Regions from separate parts of the Homo sapiens genome. Here region 1 is linked to region 2. Evidence: read pairs that join two places in POLR2A ChIA-PET (ENCODE). Cell type or tissue: MCF 10A. All regions are shown on one strand. Each heading gives the region's core, and the rest is flanking DNA. Links, peaks and the distances in the headings are about the cores only. Region 1 overlaps NCOA7 (nuclear receptor coactivator 7). Region 2 has its middle 10 kb from the start of HINT3.

Region 1 (9,573 bases), core at 2,292-6,291, 100 kb after region 2:
AAGAAAAGACAAATTACGCTATGGGCTTCCCCAAGGGCAGAAGAATGAGGCAATGTGGCTTGATACCATGATTGCGAGCTTCTTATTTATACCTTTCCATAAAGGAATATTAAAGAGCTTTTTTAAATTCTGGAATCTCTTGGCTTTTTTATATTATAATGGTGTAGGCACTTGTAGAATGCACACATACTTCACTTTTTCCCTACTAGTGTTCCAGCCCAGAGTTAGCCGACTGACTGCAGAAGTGAGCAAGGGGCTCCTGCTAAAGAAATCATTTGTAGTAGCTGAATGAAAACGGGTTTTCTTCTGAAGCTTTTTCTTTTACAAAAGGAAATGAGTTTGGGGCACTGGCAGTAAGCAAAGCCAGGGTCTTGGGCAAGTTCCTTTCTTACATGGCACACATTAGGTACTCAGTAAATATTTCTTGAATAAATTAATGGATAAATGAGCCCATGTTCTGAGATATGCTGCTTCTTAATCTTCTGAATTTTTCCACTTTAAGTTGATTTAAATGTTCTGATTTGGTTGAGATGTGCTCTTCTACAAACAGCCATTTCACAGCTTTCTCTGATTAGCAGCATGGTCTCCAAAATGAACTCCCATCTTCTTATTTAAGGTATTTGATTTTAAAATAAAGTTTATTAGCCACACATTATTTATTTATTTTTTATTATACTTTAAGTCCTAGGGTACTTGTGCACAACATGCAGGTTTGTTACATAAGTATACATGTGCCATGTTGGTTTGCTGCACCCATCAACTCGTCATTTACATTAGGTATTTCTCCTAATGCTATCCATCCCCCAACCACCACCCCCCGACAGGCTCCAGTGTGTGATGTTCCCTACCCTGTATCCAAGTGTTCTCATCGTTCAATTCCCACCTATGAGTGAGAACATTCGGTGTTTGGTTTTCTGTCCTTGTGATAGTTTGCTGAGAATGATGGTTTCCAGCTTCATTCATGTCCCTGTAAAGGATATGAACTCATCCTTTTTTATGGCTGCATGGTATTCCATGGTGTATACGTGCCATATTTTCTTAATCCAGTCTATCATTGATGGACATTTGGGTTGGTTCCAAGTCTTTGTTATTGTGAATAGTGCCGCAATAAACATACATGTGCATGTGTCTTCATAGCAGCATGATTTATAGTCCTTGGGGTATATACCCAGTAATGGGATGGCTGGGTCAAATGGTATTTCTAGTTCTAGATCCTTGAGGAATTGCCACACTGACTTCCACAATGGTTGAACTAATTTACACTCCCACCAACAGTGTAAAAGCATTCCTATTTCTCCACATCCTCTCCAGCATTGGTTGTTTCCTGACTTTTTAATGATCGCCATTATAACTGGCGTAAGATGGTATCTCATTGTGATTTTGATTTGCATTTCTCTGATGACCAGTGATGATGAGCATTTTTTCATGTGTCTGTTGGCTGCATAAATGTCTTCTTTTGAGAAGTGTCTGTTCATTCCTTTGCCCACTTTTTGATGGGGTTGTTTTTTTCTTGTAAATTTGTTTGAGTTCTTTGTAGATTCTGGATATTAGCCCTTTGTCAGATGGGTAGATTGCAAAATTTTTCTCCCATTCTGTAGGTTTCCTGTTCACTCTGATGATAGTTTCTTTTGCTGTGCAGAAGCTCTTTAGTTTAATTAGATCCCATTTGTCAATTTTGGCTTTTGTTGCCATTGCTTTTGGTGTTTTAGACATGAAGTCCTTGCCCATGCCTCTGTCCTGAATGGCATTGCCTAGGTTTTCTTCTAGGGTTTTTATGGTTTTAGGTCTGACATTTAAGTCTTTAATCCACCTTGAATTAATTTTTGTATAAGGTGTAAGGAAGGGATCCAGTTTCAGCTTTCTACATATTAGCCACACATAATTTAAAATGTACTGAACTACAGACTGCTTTAATTAGTATTAAATTCACAGTTATATATGACTCTGTTCTTAATTTTAAAATTTGGGATCCATGTGTTTTTGAAAAATGCACACTTTTGAAAAAGACGTAAATACCTTGTATGGCATTGCTCAATGTGGTAGCCACCAGCCAGTCACCGATAGTTACTACATTTAGTTAAAATTGAACTTAAAATTATTCACTTGTAAGAAATACATTTCTAGACTCATGTCCTAGTGGTTACTCTATTGGACAACACACAATACAGAATACTTCCAGCATCACAGAAAGTACTAGACAATATTGATCTAGAGCTATAGTTAGTCCTATTTGCAAGAGATTAGAGAGAAGGCTAAAGATACAGTATTTAAAATGTAACAAGTATATGCAGAAAATATGTGTACAAGGGTACATACACACACACACAAATACTTTTTATTATGTTCTCATTTGTACATTTTGAATTTTATACCATGTACAATTACATATTAAAAATATTTTAAGTAGTCTTTGAAATCTCTCTCCTACTATAATAATCTAACACACAAATATTGTCAAATTTTTTAAACTGAATTTTACTTTTCAAAAACTTATGACAAGCTTTAAACAGCTTTCTTCTAACAGGAACTACTAAGTTGACTAAGGAACCAGGCACCATGCTATGTACTTCACAAATATTAGCCTATCCTCACAAAAGCCCAATGAGGTAGGGAGTTTTATCTCTATTTTACAGATAAGAAAAGGAAGGCTGAGAAAAACTAGGGCCATTTCCCAAGGTCACAGGGCACAGTTTAGTTGTGGAGCGGGAATTCACAAGCCTAGGTTACAGCCAACTGCCACAGGGCCTCCCCGAAGCCCCTCTAAATGTGGCTATGGCATATATGTAAACGTCAACTTTAAAATAAAATCCAGTGGACTCTGAAAATTCTACAAACTATGTGGGGGCCTGAAAATTTAGTGGGCTTCAATGGATTGTGCACTCACAGAAAGACTGGAACACAGATTTGGGTTCTGGGCTTGGCTTTCTCTGTAATCAGCCCTGCAACCTGCATTGGAAATATGATAAACCCCCTGGGACTTCTAAGTAAACAAAAGCAAGAGGCTAACATGATTTTCAAGGTCCTGTCTGGCTCTAATAGTTTGCCCTTGGCGGAGAAGAGTAGGAAATGTGTTAAAGTTGTTTTGATTAAAAAAAAAAAAAAAAAATTTTTTTTTCTTTTTTATATCCAAACTAAACCATCCCAAGGGTCTTGCACTTCCCTATGTTTTTTCTAAGTCTCACATTTGATTACATTTTCCTTCCACTGCAGAATTTCTAGCCCTGGAAAAGTCCAGAAGCCAAGACAGTCAGAAGCCCATTCCTCTACAAAGGCTATTAAAAGCAAAAATAAAAACAAACAAAAAAACAACCAAAACCAAACCAAGAACAACAACAAAACACTGCTCTATAATTTGGGGCTAATAGCTCCAGGAAGAAAACTAGAAAATATCAAAATTGACCAGCCATGAGAACAGACCCATGAAAGTCTTCTTTCATACAAACTTTCTCCTTAAAATCGCCTCTGTAGGGAAATAGAGTACTAATATAAAATATGTAGCTATAGCATTATTTCATGAAAAAAAGATGTAAAACAGTATTGCAGCATGACTCCATTTTTGTGGAAAAAACAACAACAAAAAAAGCAAAATCCCTCAAGACCAAATATACACATAGATATGGATATATACAGGTTCGGTGGATGTATGAGAAAACGGTTGGTCAATGAGTGGGGAGAGAAGAACTTGCACTTTTTTGTTTTTTTGAGACAGAGTCTTGCTCTGTCACCAGGCTGGAGGGCAGTGGCGCGATCTTGGCTCACTGCAACCTCCGACTCCCTGGTTCACACGATTCTCCTGCTGAGTAGCTGGGATTGCAGGCATGCAGCACCACCATGCCCAGCTAATTTTTGTATTTTTAGTAGAGATGGGGTTTCACCATGTTGACCAGGATGGTCTCTACTTCCTGAGCTCGTGATCTGCCCACATCAGCCTCCCAAAATGCTGGGATTACAGGCATGAGCCACCGTGCCCAGCCAAGAACTTTTACTTTATAGGTATGTAATGTGGTGGTGTTGAATCTTTTGTACGGTAAGCATATATTACTTTTGTAATTATAAGGTTAACAAACAACAACAAAATTAAATATCTGCAGCTATGGCAACATTTTGCTACCTCTTGTTTAGTGGTTCATTCTTTCTCCTGAGTCCAGCTAGCTTAGTAAATTGCTGGACTGCAATCCCACATCACTTTTTTTTTAAATCAGATAGAGCTGGTCTGCCTCCCTCCAGGGACCTTCTCTTGGTTCTTTTCTTGGCTGTTCTGGCTGCAGCCTTGTCATTGCATTGTTCTGACCTTCAGGGCCTAGGCTGTTTTTTCCTGGTCGTCTAATTCTGACTTCTGCCACCTCTGACAATGGAACGAGCTCAGTCTTTGGGCAGAAACGTTTGTGTTTGAATCGTCTTGTACTTTGGATGCACATCCTTTGGCGAGTTACCAAATCTAAGCCTCAGGTTTGTTGTCCTTGACATAAAAATAATAGCCTCCAATGGGTTTTTAATGGTGATTAAAGCAAATGGTACAGAGAAAGCTTACTTTACTATTAAACACAACCTGTGCCTGGTTTCCAGGAAGAGCTTAATAAACAAAAGTTACTAATTTGTTGTGCTGCTGCTGTTATTCTTACTTGGGGATTTCAAAGAATCCAAGTAAATGAGAGAACATATAAAGCACAACATATTTAACACAAAAAAGAAGGTATGTGACAAATGCCAGGTATTAATATATGTTCATGTCCTTTTTCTCACTCTACATAAATATTAATTGTATTTAACTCTATGAATTTAGTCATCAATACAAAGCCACTTATTATTTCTAGAAGAACATCACTCTTTGAACTCCATTTCATTTTGTCATTTCATAGTTTTCCATTTCCACTGAAAATCCCCACTTATGAGCCATTATATGCCAAATTAAGTCAAACTTAAAGGCAAAGGGAGAAAAACAGTTAAAACAACAACTCACTTGAAGAAAATTTTCTCTTGGAATTCTGGCCAAATAAAAACAAAAGATTTAAGAGTAATCACTGGAAAAACCTGTGGATGTTCCTGATTCTAGTGTAACCCATGGAGACATGCATTCTTTTTTTCCTTTTTTCTAATCGTGATAATGAGATTCTTCCCACTGCTAAAACTGAAATTCATCAGTTAAAACGAAAATACTCCGGCTTCAAAGAACCAATACAGTTAGGAAAAGAGATTCTTTGGCTTTGTGTTCAATAACTAGCAATATATCCTTCAGATGGGTACACATACACACAACAGCATTTCCCCTAGCCTCAAAGAACAACCACATTCTAATAAAGACAGATAAACAGAATGCCAATCAGGGGAAACCACAACAATTCAATTTTCCTTTTCTAGGATTTCCTTGTACTGTTAAAACAGTGGTGGGTCAGCAGGTCTTAGAAGACCCCGGTAACCAAAGTGTGGGGGCCAGAAATGGCCAAAACCAAATTCTCTCTCAGAGAAGCCTTGGGGTGGGACATTTCAGAAAACCTTATAAGCATCCCCCAGTACCAGGATCAAAATGACACTGCTGCAAAATGGATGCACACTGTGTAGAATGTCTACATTGTATTATTTATAAAACAAAACAGCCCTTTGTTGAATGTACACATTGCCCCATGTGAGAATTTGGTTCCCTTTTCTAGAAGTCAGAATGCTGAGTCACGGCCTAAAAATGGTTTGGAGAAATTGATGGTGCAGACAATGGTAATATATATCTCATCTATAAATTAAGGAAGGGAACCAGAAAAGGGAACTCACTCCAGGTAATAAGAGAATTGTGTTGTGCTATAAGTCAACAAAAAGGCCTACAAATATATTTAAATATTAGGAATTTTACTGCTTATCAACCAAGAATAAGCTGACAAACACCGCAACTCAGAAGTTAATCAAATTTGGCAAAGAGAAATTTAAAGAAAGTATTTGGAAGTTGTTTATTCTCTTTTGCTTTACATTGATATTATGCACGTAGCTTATTTAACATAGTTAAATTGACTGGATGTATTAATTCCCTATGGCTGCTGTACCAAATTACCACACACTTGGTAACTTAACACACATTTATTCTCTTACAGTTCTGGAGGTCAGAAGTCTAAAATCAGACTCACCAGGCTGAAATCAAGGCGTCCACAGGGCCATCCTCCCCATTAGAGGTTCTTTTCTTGCTTTTTCCAGCTTCTAGAGCTATATTACTGGTAGCCCCTTCCTCCATTTTTCAAAGCCAGCTGCATGGCACACTGCTTTCTCTGCAGTCAAACCTCCCTCTTATATGGACACTTAGGATTGCATATAGGACCCATTCAGACAATCCAAGTTAATGTCCCTATATCAAGGCCCTTAATCACATCTGCAAGATCTCTTTGGCCATAAAAGGTAACATTCTCAGGTACCAGGGATTAGGAACTGGCTATCTTTGGGGGTCACTATTCAGCCTACCACACTGGCTAACTTAGCTTTTATGTTACAAATAATTGCAAACTGAGCATCATATCACATTAGTGTCTTAGTGTCTATGTCTAAATCATTACTATGGCTATTCAATGTATTGTCTATGATACTTGAAAAAATTCACTACTGGCAGTGAGTAGCAATAAACATATTTCTAAAGCAAAAGCAAAAGGTTTATTCAAGACTACCCTGAAATCTGCAATTAGAATATTACAGATGTGAATTTTTTATTTATGGTGGATGACTTCAAAACAGCCTCTTGGAAGTGGGAGTATTAGAAGGAAAATTTTAACAGGTAGGATTTCTAAAGAGTTAAGTCTCATTTTCATATCTAATTACTTAGATCTGCATTGAATCAGTTCATCATTGTTTATAATCCCTTACACAAAGCTGTTTATAATCCCTTACAAAGCCAAGAAAGTCTCCCAAAATATTTTTTTATTTTGCTAGAATTCCTTAGTAAAGGAAACCTTTTTAAATTATTTTTTTAGAAATGCTTTTTACTCAAAATGAACTGTATTCTCTGACTACTCAATGAATCTTATAGAAAGCAGCATTGGCATATATTTTCGTGACACATATATTTTGCTACAACAGCAATATATTGCAGTGACATAATTCTGGAAGAACAGCAAAATGTTGTTTTCTTGAAGACATTTTAGTCAAACACAAAGCATACTATCTTGAAAAATCTCAAGCAAGCACAAACTCAATGATGCCAGCGACTCTGTCATCCAATTTTAACTGACTTTCCCGTTAACTACTTAAACTGTAGAAATATTGAGGGAAATAAGGGCTAAAATACAGAATCCTGAAACGAATCAGTTTAGTATATAAACTAATACTCTACTGAAAGCCTCGTAAGGGAAACATAGTTTATGATCAGCAGAAATGGCCTGATGACAGAAAACACTTATAAGTAGCATAAAATTAGAATATGTTCTAGCTTAACTTCTCTCTCCTCTCAACTTTAAAAAATAAACTCTTATATTAATCTGACATTGCTTTTGAATAATTTTAGACATACGTACCCTTTTATGATAATATACTTTCATTGTCATAAACTAGAAGTGACCTCATAAATCATTCTGTCATTACAGGTACTTTCAGAAAGAATAATCTAATATCAGGTATGAAATTTTAAAACTTATTTTGGCAGATGCTCTCAATTTAGTTGGTTTACATCCAACATGTCCATTCAACATCTTAGAGGTATTTTTTCCAATTGCTACATGCTGGCTACTGCTTGGGAAGTGATGTTGCTCAAAAACAGAATTTCTGGGGTGGTAGACTGGTAGTACCTACTCTAAATTTTTTTCCTTCTAAAGTTAGTGCAGAACTCTGAGTCTGGATAATTCATTCACATGTAAAGGCAAACCCAAAATAGATTTTGAAGAAAAATCTTGGCCTTGCTTTCATCTTTCTGAGGGTGCATTTCCATGACAATGACCATCCAATCACAAGACGGTCTTGATCACGCTCTTAAAAAAAAATCCAACAATGGCCACCTCTCAAGTTACCAGTTTGATTTTAACCAACCACAGGTTGTGGTATAACAAAAAATAAATAAATATAATCATGCCTTGCTAAACGACAGGGATACATTCTGAGAAACGTGTCATTAGGTGATTTTGTCATTATACAAACATTATAGAATATACTTACTACAAACCCACATAGAATAGCCTATGACACACCTAGGCTATATGGTAGAACCCATTGCTACTAGGCTACAAAACTGTACAGCATGTTACTGTACTGAATCCTGTAGGCAGTTGTAACCAGTAAGTATTTGTGTATCTAAACAGGTGTAAAAACATAAAAGGTAGGCCAGGCGCGGTGGCTCACACCTGTAATCCCAGCACTTTGGGAAGCCGAGGCAGTGGATCTCTAGGTCAGGAGTTCAAGACCAGCCTGGCCAACAAAGTGAAATCCTGTCTCTACTAAAACTACAAAAATTAGCTGGGCACAGTGGCAGGTGCCTGTAATCCCAGCTACTCGGGAGGCTCAGGCAGGAGAATCATTTGAACCTGGGTGGCAGAGGTTGCAGTGAGCCAAGTTCATGCCACTGCACTCCAGCCTGGGTGACAGATTGAGACTCTGTCTCAAAAAAAAAAAAAAAAAAAAAAAAAAAAAAAAAAAAAAAAAACCAACCAAACAAAAAAAACCATAAAAGGTAAAATAAAAATATGGTATTAAAAAATGGTGTCCAGGCACGATGACTCAAGCCTGTAATCCCAGCACTTTGGGAGGCCAAAGCAGAAGAACTGCTTGAGCCCAGGAGTTTCAAGACCAGCCTAGAAAGACCCTGTCTCTACAATTTTCTTTTTTTTTTATTTAGCCAGGCATGGTGGCATCCTGAGTAGTTCCAGCTACTCAGAAGGCTGTGGTGGGAGGACCACCTGAGCCTGGGAGGTTTGAGGCTACAGTGAGCTATGATCATGCCACTGCACTCCATCTGGGGCAACAGAGCAAGACCCTGTCTCAAAAAGAAAAGAAAAAATGATATACCTGTATAGGGTCCTTACCATGTATGGTTGCTGCTCTTGGGGAGTCAGAGAGTGAGTGGTGAGTAAATGTGCTTACTGTGCTCTACTGCAGACTTTCTAAACACTGTATACTTAGGCTGCACTAAATTTATATAATTTTTTCCCTCATTCAATAATAAACTACCTTAGCTTACTATAACTTTTTTACTTTATCAGTTTTTAAATAACTTTTTGATATTTAGCTAAAAATATAAACACATTGTATAGCATACAAAAATATTTTCTTTATATGCTTATTCTATAAGCTTTTTTCTATTTCTAAAATTTTTAACTTTTTTGTTTTACTTTTTAAACTTGTCAAAAGCTAAGACATAAACACAGAGGGTCTACACAGGGTCAGGAACATCAACGTCATTGTCTTCCACCTCCACATCCTGTCCCACTGGAAGTTCTCAGGGGCAATAACACACAGGGAAGTATCCTCTCCTATGATAACAATGCCTTTTTCTGGAACACCTCCTGAAAGACCTGCCTGAGGCTGTTCTGTTTAGCTTTTTTTTTTTAATAATCAGAAAACACTCTAAAATAATAATAACTAGTGTAGTAAATACATAAACCAGTAACACAGTCATTT
Region 2 (9,573 bases), core at 3,160-7,159:
TCAGCAACTACTGACAGAAAGGGATAGAGTTGAGCTCCTTTCTGATTTGTGCAGAGGAGACTGAGTGTTTAGAAGGGAGAATTGGGGGAATGGGAGGGTTAAAGGAGAGTCAGAGAAGTGAAAAATTACAAAGGGTTGGTCAGTGTAAATGGGATTAGGCCAGCTGTGTCTGCTAGCTGGCAATTATCAAAATTAGGTTCTATCCTCCCACAGAGACTTGGGAGACAGGGGCCCTATATTAGTCTGTTTTCATGCTGCTGTTAAAGACACACCTGAGACTGGGAAGAAAAAGAGGTTTAATTGGACTTACAGTTCTACATGGCTGAGGAGGCCTCAGAATCATGGCAGGAGGTGAAAGGCACTTCTTACATGGTGGAGGCAAGAGAAAATAAGGAGGAAGCAAAAGCAGAAACCCTTGATAAACGCATCAGATATCGTGAGACGTATTCACTATCACTAGAATAGCACAGAAAAGACCAGCCCTCATGATTCTATTACCTCCCCCTGGGTCCTTCCCACAACACGTGGGAATTCTGGGAGATACAATTCCGGTTGAGATTTGGGTGGGGGCACAGCAAAACCATATCAGTCCCTATCCCTCCTGATAATTACATTGCAAAGAAATGGCTTTCGAGTCCTTGAAAAAGACACTTCTGAGTTACAGGAGATACAGATTCACAATTGTGAGCCCTTTTTAGTAAATGGTCTAAAAAGAAAGGACAAGGGCCTGTCATCCAGGGTTGACTAGAACACACAGTAAATTCTTCTGGCAGCACTGGGCTTGGTAATGCAGGCATTTGCGAGGAGAATGGGGGTGGCGGGGTCATGTTAGGGGCGTGGCCTTACGCTGCTAGAAGCAATGCTGCAGTTTAGTCATCTCTTAGTGTAGAGGTTTGGGCAGAGTCATTACATGCCAAAAGTTCTGCAGCTCTCAAGTCTTTGTTAAAATGTTTCTGTCTCAATCAGTTGAACTCGGACTACCCTTGCAACCTACACCCTTGCTGTCACCCTAGGTACTCCCTTCCCCTTTAACTGGCTCTGTTTTTTCCATCTCATGCGTTAACTTCTACACATTTAAATATTTAGTATTATATAGTAATATGTATTACATATATTGAAATCCTCATACTCAACTTATTATGCTTGCTCATTTCATTATTGTCTGCTTCATCTCTATTGAATGTAATCTCAACAGGAATTTTTATCTGTTGTGTCTATTGTGTTCATTGATGTATTTTCAGTGCCTATATGTGGAGCGTGAGATTCAGAGAGTAATCAAGGACAATTCCGACTTTCTTAATCTGAAAACTGGAAAGTTGAAACTGCTGTTCACCAAGATGGGGAACTCTGTGGGCAGAGCAGTTTGGAGGTTGGGCAGGGAAGATCAGGCATTCAGTTTTGGGTATGTTAATTTGAGATGCTGTGTCATTCAGTTTAGGCTATGTCTCTTGCAGTAAACAACTCCAGGAGGATAGAGGCCCTCGCTGGCATCCCCATGTATCAAAACCAGTTCACGGCCTGGTACTGGCAGATGTCCGTGGTCAGCACCAGGACCTTGGTGCGCTCAATGTTTTACTTTGGCCAGAAAAAGGAGAAGCCAACAGGTGATGAAGTAGAACAAAAGGATGCCTCAACAAGTGAGGTACCCCGTGAACTATCTGAATGCCCAAAAGGGTTTTATATGCAAACGATGGTCACATATAAAGAAGATTTTGTCCCAATTACTGAAAAGATCCTCACCTATTGGAAATCATGGACTAGTGGCCCTGGTGCAGAATCGTGACTGGCTGCTGAATTCTGAAAACCAGGACTTGGTTCAACATGTAAATTTGATAGCTGCCTTGATTCCCATTTTGTGTTTGTGAAAAGTGTGTATATTTTATTTTGCTGTAAAACATAATCACTAATAATATGCAATAAACATTTTCTTGAAGGAAACAAAACAACTCCAAAAACCTTAATGCTTTAAAGCAAAAAAGTTTATTTCTTGCTCACTCACATTTGTGTCTACTGCAGGTCAACTGTGTCTTCGTGGACTTTATCTCATGACCCAGGCTGAAGGAGCAGCCTCCATCTGGAATGTTTCTGGTGTCAGGGCAGAGGGAAGAAATAACACAATGGAGCCACATGATGGCTTTTAAGGCTTCTTCTCAAAAACAACTTAAGTCAGTTGCACCGCATGTCATTGACCAAAGCAAATCCCAAGGCCAGCCCTGACATCAGCAGAACAGGGTAAGTATAATGCTGGCACTGGACAAGGCAACAAATATTATGAACAATAATACACTCCACTACAGATGCCTATTTGGTACATCTAAGTGACAATGTCATTAGTAATTGGACATATGAGCCTGAGGTTCAAGACAGAAGTCCAACCTGGAGATACACATTTTGGAATTTTCAACATATAGTAAAGTATTTACATTCACAAAATTAGAAGAGATCATCCAGGGGGTAAGTAGAAGTAGAAAAGAGAAAAATTCCAAGGACCAAGCTTGGAGCAGTCTAGCATTGTGAAATCGGATAAATGACAAATAATGAGACGTGAATGAGAAAAAGTGTCCTATGACACAGGAGAACAAGGAGAGAATGGTGTCCTGAAGGCAAAGCAAAGAGTGTTTCAAATAGGAAGGCGTGATCAACTATGCCAAAGGCCAGTAATAGCATGAGAAAGAGGAAGACTCAGAATTGACCTAAGGTCATTGGAAAAGCTGATAAAAGCAGTTTTAGTGTTAGAGGTGGGAAGAAAGGCTGATTCCTGTTGGTTTAAGAGAGAATGATAAAAAAGGAATTTAAGTCAGTAAGTTAATAACCAAAGAGATTATTCATAGGAAAAAAGAGAAGTTATGTAAAAAATATCAGAGACTATGAGCTACACTGATAAAGGCCAGAAGAGGTAGAGATACCGGAGTGGCTGAGCAAAGTGACTGTTACCAACTCAAAGTAAATAAATTTCTTTCATGTTAAGTTGCTCAGGTGTCTCCATTCCTTGAAACCTCAGGAAACTCAACTAACTTACCATTCTTTCCCCACCAGCTTTCTAACTCTACCTCTATCACATTTTAAAAATTTTATACACTTGCTTCAGTTTGCAAGCTGTGTATCCTGGTATGTTAAATGGATTGTTAAATTATTCCATTATTATATGCTGTTTAAATCCTATACATAGGATGATGCTTTCTAGATGTTCCTGTCAGCTCCCAATACTTATTTGAATGTAAATTCCCTGTGGGTGGGACGTGGTCTTGTTTATCAAAACATCCAGCCTGGTATCTGGCACACAGTAGGCTGTGGAAAAACATTAATTGTGGGAATGGATAGATGGATTGTACATATTTAAAAATGTACAGTGAAATCTGATTTTCTCAATGGCATCACTAATGGCATAGCTACTGGTATTGTCCTTTCAAATTCAACTTTTCTTTTTGTGGGTTTTTATTTCTCTCCGTGATGCTAAATGCATAATACTCTTTTTATTGCTGCTTCAAATACCAGTTAATATCAGTATTCTGGGTGGAGCTGTTCCTGGCAGGCTGTCATGAACCTAAGAGGCTGCCTTGGCACAGAGGCCCAACCTAACTGATGACCAATCCTTTCTCAAGAGCATTCCAGGGCATCTTCTCTCAGCAGGAAACTGCTGGCTGGGCCGTACCCTTAGAAAGGGATAGTGGACCCTTCTAGTACAAGAAATTAGCTCATAAAGACAGTTGTGACAACTGGCCACCATTTCAGGGGGCAAAAAAAATTATATCTCTTCTTTATACCATGCACTCAGATATACTTCTGTTGAAATTAACTATTTAAATGCAACAACTGAAACCAAAGAACTGTTACGGGTTTCTTTAAGATGTGGGTGAATATTTACTTTGCCTTGGGGGTGGCAAGGAAAGGGCCTAAGTGCTCAAAATGGATTCCATTAAATAAATTACTGATTGATGTAAAATAAGATTTTTTAAAGTATGTAAAAGTGCCAAAAACTGCATTGAAAGAAAAGTGGAAATTTGAGTGAAAATATTTGCATCATGCGTGAAAAATAGTATTAATAAACTTATCTAGGAAGAGTTCTTACAAAACAATGAGAAAGAATTGAGGCCAGCACAGTGGCTCACACCTGCAATCCCAGCACTTTGGGAGGTCGAGGCAGGTGGATCACTTGAAGCCAGTAGTTTGAGACCAGCCTGGGCAACATGGTGAAATCCTATCTGTACTAAAAATACAAAAATTAGCTGGACATGGTGGTGCACGCCTATAGTCCCAATTACTCAGGTAGCTGAGGCAGGAGAATCGCGTGAACCCACAAGGCAGAGGCTGCACTGAGCTGAGATCATGCCACTGCACTCCAGCCTGGGCTACAGGGCAAGATCCTATCTCAAAAAAAAAAAAAAAAAAAAAAAAAAAAAAAAACAGTTGAAAACCCTAGCAGAAAAATAAGCAGCTTTTATGAAAGTAATTAATTAAAAGAAAAAGTACCATTTAAAAATGTGAAGAAAATATTCATCCTTACTAGAAATTGAAGAAGTCTACGTTAAATAACAGTGAAATAAGCCTTTCCCCAATTAAATTGGCAAAGATTCCTTTATGCAATAGCATTTGTATTGCGAGGGCACAGGAAAATAAACACTCTCCTACACAACTGACATGATGCACTCTACATTTCTGATAACGTAAAGAAAGAGTTTCAGGAGGGAGGATAGGAGACCATTTATGGGAATTACAGAGCTCTATGAGGGTTAGAGAGCTGGAAATAAGGGGTGCCCTGGGACTCTGATGCTTCCCGTGTAATTCACATGAGCAAGGATAAAGGGCGTAATGGGAAAATTGAAGCTCTCAGAAGAGAACTTCAACTGACTCCCTCCAAAATGATGACTCATATACTTGGCCTTCCTGACTGATACCAAAGATAAACAGTCTGTGCTCATATCAAAACTAATTCCTCCACTTACATGCTAGATCCCATTCCTTCTTGCTCACGCAAGAACACCACTTCAGAAATTCCCCTTATGTCTTACATCATGTATTTTATTATCTTTACTGGATCATTCTATCCACTTACAAACATGCTATAATTTCTTCCACTCTAGAAAAATGAAATGAAACTTTCTTTTGAGCCTACTTTTCCCACCAGGACCTGTCCCATGTATTTGTTGCTCTTAGCAGGAAATCTTGAAATAAGTGTCCATACTAGCTCTCTCCAATTTCTTTCCTCCCGTTCTCTTGTAAACCTTCTCTTCTTTCAAGCTTTTCTCTCCACACACACTGCTCTTGGGTGACCTCCACATTGCCAAATTCAATGGCAATTCTCAGTCCTTTTCTTATCTGATTAGCAGCATTTGGCACATTTTAATAATCCCTGTCTCCTTAATACACCTTCTTCATATGTTTCCAGGTCACTGCATTCTCTTGTTTTCCTTTTTTCCTCTTAAGTTCTTTCCCTTCCCTTTGTATCTCCCCTCTAAACTCTTAGTGTTGGAATGGTCCAAGGCTCAGTTCTTGGTCTTCTTCTCTATCTACAATTGCTCCCTTGATTTTATCCAGTCTCACTGCTCTAAATATCTATAGGCCCATGGCCTACACTTGTAACTCTTCATGCTTTTCTTCAAGTCACAATCCAACTACATGCTTGATATTTCCATTCAGGTGTCCGATAGATTGAACTGCTGATTTTTTTTTTTCCTAGAAATCTCTTTTATGCACAGACTTCCAATGTTGGCTGATGACAACTTAATCTTTGCAGCTCTAGAGCCTTTGACTCCTCTGCTCAAAATTCCATTCTTATCAGCAGGTTGATTAAGTAACTTGTGCAATGTCATCCTATTAGTCAGTGACAGAGCTGGAACCCAGAGCCAGGCAGTCTAATGGGAGCTTGAATATGTTAAATAGGTTACAAAAGAGTATGGCTAGTATGATTCCATGTTTATTAAATATAATTAAGGATTTATAAGAAAATGCCTGAAAAAATAGATTCACTCTTGGTCTGTGGATGGACATATTATGGCTGGATGTTTTTCCTTCCCTTTTATCTCTACATTTTATTTATTCAACAATACTTTTGTCATAAGTAAAACATCCTGATCAACTTTTTTTAAGATTCAGGATTCCAGATGAACTTCATTTCCTCTAATAATTCTCTGCTTTATAAATAACCCTCTTCCATATATTTTTGAATTGTTCATGACATGTCAGAAGATATAGGGCATTTTCATGCAGATTTCATGGTATTTCTGGCAGAGGTGGACTATTGAGCTGCTATGACCATATGCATGATACAGTGTCATGTTTCTTTCCATTTTATACTGAGGATATGGAAAGTGTGTTTGTGGGTTTGTCCTAATCTGATAAAATATCATCTTGACAATAGGTATATCGTTTTCTGCATCCAAAATAGAAATTTCCTGAGCATGAATACAAAGACTATTCCTGTCTTATATTTAGTAAATACCAATAAATTTTTGCTCTTTCACCACTGTCTGAAGAATATTAGATTTTTCCAAAGGTAAAAGAATAACAAGCATGAAAACATTTCTCCCTCCTTAAGAAAAATAATAAAAGAAATACTTAAGGCTAAGGTGGCTGTTGCCTGGTACTAAATGCTGCGTGTATATTGGCCTCCATCCGTTGCAAGGATTGTGAAATGTCTGGGCAAAATAAGGGGAGGAAGTAGTGCTTGTGTGTGGGAAAAGAGAAATTTCCAGTTTCTGATTACTGAACTACCGTACAGCTCTCTTTGAACAAATACTGGCCGGTGGCCCAAAGTCCCAACTGTAGCTCTTTGAGCTTTGCTAAAGGACATTAAGGGAAGTCCTGATCTGTTGTTAAGTGGAAACAGTGTAAATTATTTCTAATGGAAAGAATGACAAAAGCAAAACTTCCCCATCCCTGCTATTTCCTTGATAAATTGCTTTGTTTACTCGTCTACAGGATGTAATGCAGACATTTCTGTTTTTTATAATCTTTCTTAAAAACCATGTCCTTAAACAAAGCATTGAAAATAATCTCTTCTTTTTTTTTTAAATCAGGAACAAGGCTACACCTGGACTTTGTATTTTTGATAAAGAATTCAGCATAAACAAAGTTGGGTGTGACTAACACCATCATATTTCTAACTTACTTTCATCTGGCATTTTACAATTTTCTAAGACACTTTCATATGCACAAATTGATTTTCATGTCAACTGAGAGAAAAGGATATTATTATCCCTATTTTAGAAATGGAGAAAATAGGACACAGGAAGATGAATTTACTTGGTGGATGATAGATGGGTCTGTCTTGCAGGCCTTTTAGTAGCACAGTGAGGCATTTCTTATCTCCTCCAAAGCAGTACGAAACAGCTACCATGTAAATCAGCATAACTCTGACATCCTGAAGTTAATGTCAATTTTCTTGTCAAGCTCACACCTATATTTCCTCATCATCTCAAGGCCAATGTATCTTATCCACACCACTAACTCTTGTTCTTATTAGTTACCCTCGAGGTAAAAATTTCTCTTTACTCATACCCAAACTTTCCCATGCTTCTTTTCCCCAAACTTTTTTCACTGCTAACCTCCTTTGAAGCTCTTTCCACTGTAAGAAACACAATTTCTTTGTACTTACTCAAACCTATATCCTCAACCTCTTAGCAGAGCGAAATCTTCACCTTCTTTCCTTAACTGAAACTTGGATTTCCTGCAAGAATATTATTTCCCTTGAGCTTTGACAAGCAAAAACTGCTTATTCTCTCTTCCCAACACACTGAGAGATTTGGAAGCAGGGCTGGCATTCTCCTAGCTTCTAAATGCCAGCTCCAGGTGATTCCATTCCTACCCAAGTGCAATGGTGCGATCTCAGCTCACTGCAACCTCCACCTCTTCGGTTCAAGCAATTCTTCTGCCTCATCCTCCCAAGTAGCCGGTATTACAAGCGTGCGCCATCAAGCCTGGCTAATTTTGTATTTTTGGTAGAGACAGAGTTTCATCAGGTGGGCCAGGGTTGTCTTGAACTCCTGACCTCAGGTGATCCACCCACCTCGGCTTCCCAAAGTACTGGGATTACAGGCATGAGCCACAGTGCCCAGCCCTCTGCCCTCTTTGGAGTCTCGTGCTATAGCATGGAACATAATCACCTTCATCTACCTGCTTCTAGATCACTCCTAGATTCACAGAGAACTTCAGCACCTGGCTAACAAACACTGCCAAGCTCCTGCCGTTATCTTAGACAACTTCACTGTCCATGACTCACCGCTTCTCAAACTCCTGGATTTCAATGCCCTTTGCCTCTATTCCTCTTTAACACAACTCACCCCTGTGGCAAATCCAAACTTTATAATCACTGAGATTATCTGGAAACCTGAACAATGACTGTTCACAGCTCTGTCAGCACATGTCCTAGCAACTTTTATACTCTCCTGACATGGTAGCAATTTCTGTTCTTGATCTTTCTCTCTTTAACTCTTCCAGCCACCCTCCCATCTTTACTTCCTTCTCTAACCAGCCTACTCTAGCGGCCCACCAATTCCCTGAATTCCGTCTCACCACAGCCTCCTGCTTTCTGCTGTACTCCCCACTAACTTGCTATTTCCTGTAGTTATCCTGGTGGTTTAAGGCATAGACTGGGGGATCCAGACTCCCTTCATTTGAAGCCCATTTCTACCACTTAGTAGTGATTCCACTTCAAATAAATCATTTAATTTTTTATGGCTTCCATTTTCCTTAGCTGGAAAATAATAGTAGTACCTATTCATGACTATCACAAGTTATTATGAAGACTGGAGTAATATACGTAGAGTGCTTAGAATAGTACCTAGCACATAAGTGTTCAGTAAATGCTTACTCTTATGACAACTGAACTTCTGGATGCTACTTCCTTAAAAAAGTCGTATAACCAAATTAATAAGCGCAAATATATGTCCAGATATGCAAAGTAAAACACAAACTGACAAAAATCTTCTTTTTTCATTCCTCTCTCTATATATTGCCTGTTTAAGGGAGACTTTTGAGAAAATACCCTGGTAGGGCCTGAGACTCTCTGACACCATTATGTTAACCGTTTGTCTTCCTCACCAGAAGTATATAAGATTAACAGACTGATGAATGTCTATTATTTTTAAGGCAGGAATGGCAAGGACATTAGGTGACCTCTTCCAAGAAGACAGACTTTAAAAACCAGGCAGTTTGGGCACAGTGGCTCATGCCTGTAATCCTAGCACTTTGAAAGGCTGAGGCTGGTGGATTGCCTGAGCTCAGGAGTTCAAGACCAGCCTGGGCAACATGGTGAAACCCTGTCTCTACCAAAAAACACAAACAATTAGCCAGGCGTGGTGGTGCGTGCCTGTGGTCCCAGCTAGGTCTCAGGAGGCTGAGAAGTGGGAGGATCACTTGAGCCTGGGATGCAGAGGTTGCAGTGAGCCAAGATCGCGCCACTGCACTCCAACCAGGGTGACAGAGTGAGACCCTGTCTCGCCAAAAACAAACAACAACAACAACAAAAAACTCACCAGGCAGAAGACATGAAAAGAGATCTCACAAAAGAGAAAACAAGAATGGCTAAGAAACACATTTAAAGATGCTCATCCTCATTAGTAATCAGAGAAATGC

What was found. ChIA-PET counts read pairs that join two places held together with the same protein. Peaks named below come from ENCODE experiments on the same cell type or tissue, not always from the same donor. Only the 100,000 strongest peaks of a DNase experiment are listed, where the experiment ranks them.
Region 1: POLR2A ChIA-PET joins it to region 2 with 7 read pairs; 7 of 35 experiments call an interaction of 5 or more read pairs at or near these places.

What each region holds. Positions count from the first base shown.
Region 1 is chr6:125,839,895-125,849,467 of GRCh38, reverse strand. The region is part of intron 2 of NCOA7 (nuclear receptor coactivator 7); the gene reads right to left. Among named protein-coding and RNA genes, the nearest start is that of NCOA7-AS1, 26 kb to the right of the region's middle. In MCF 10A, for the core only: no CTCF peak of the experiment used is centred there; no DNase peak of the experiment used is centred there.
Region 2 is chr6:125,941,785-125,951,357 of GRCh38, reverse strand. No RefSeq gene overlaps it. Among named protein-coding and RNA genes, the nearest start is that of HINT3, 10 kb to the left of the region's middle. RefSeq lists enhancers at 4,721-5,015, 4,666-5,160. In MCF 10A, for the core only: no CTCF peak of the experiment used is centred there; DNase peaks (open chromatin) are centred at 3,567, 4,867 and 6,677.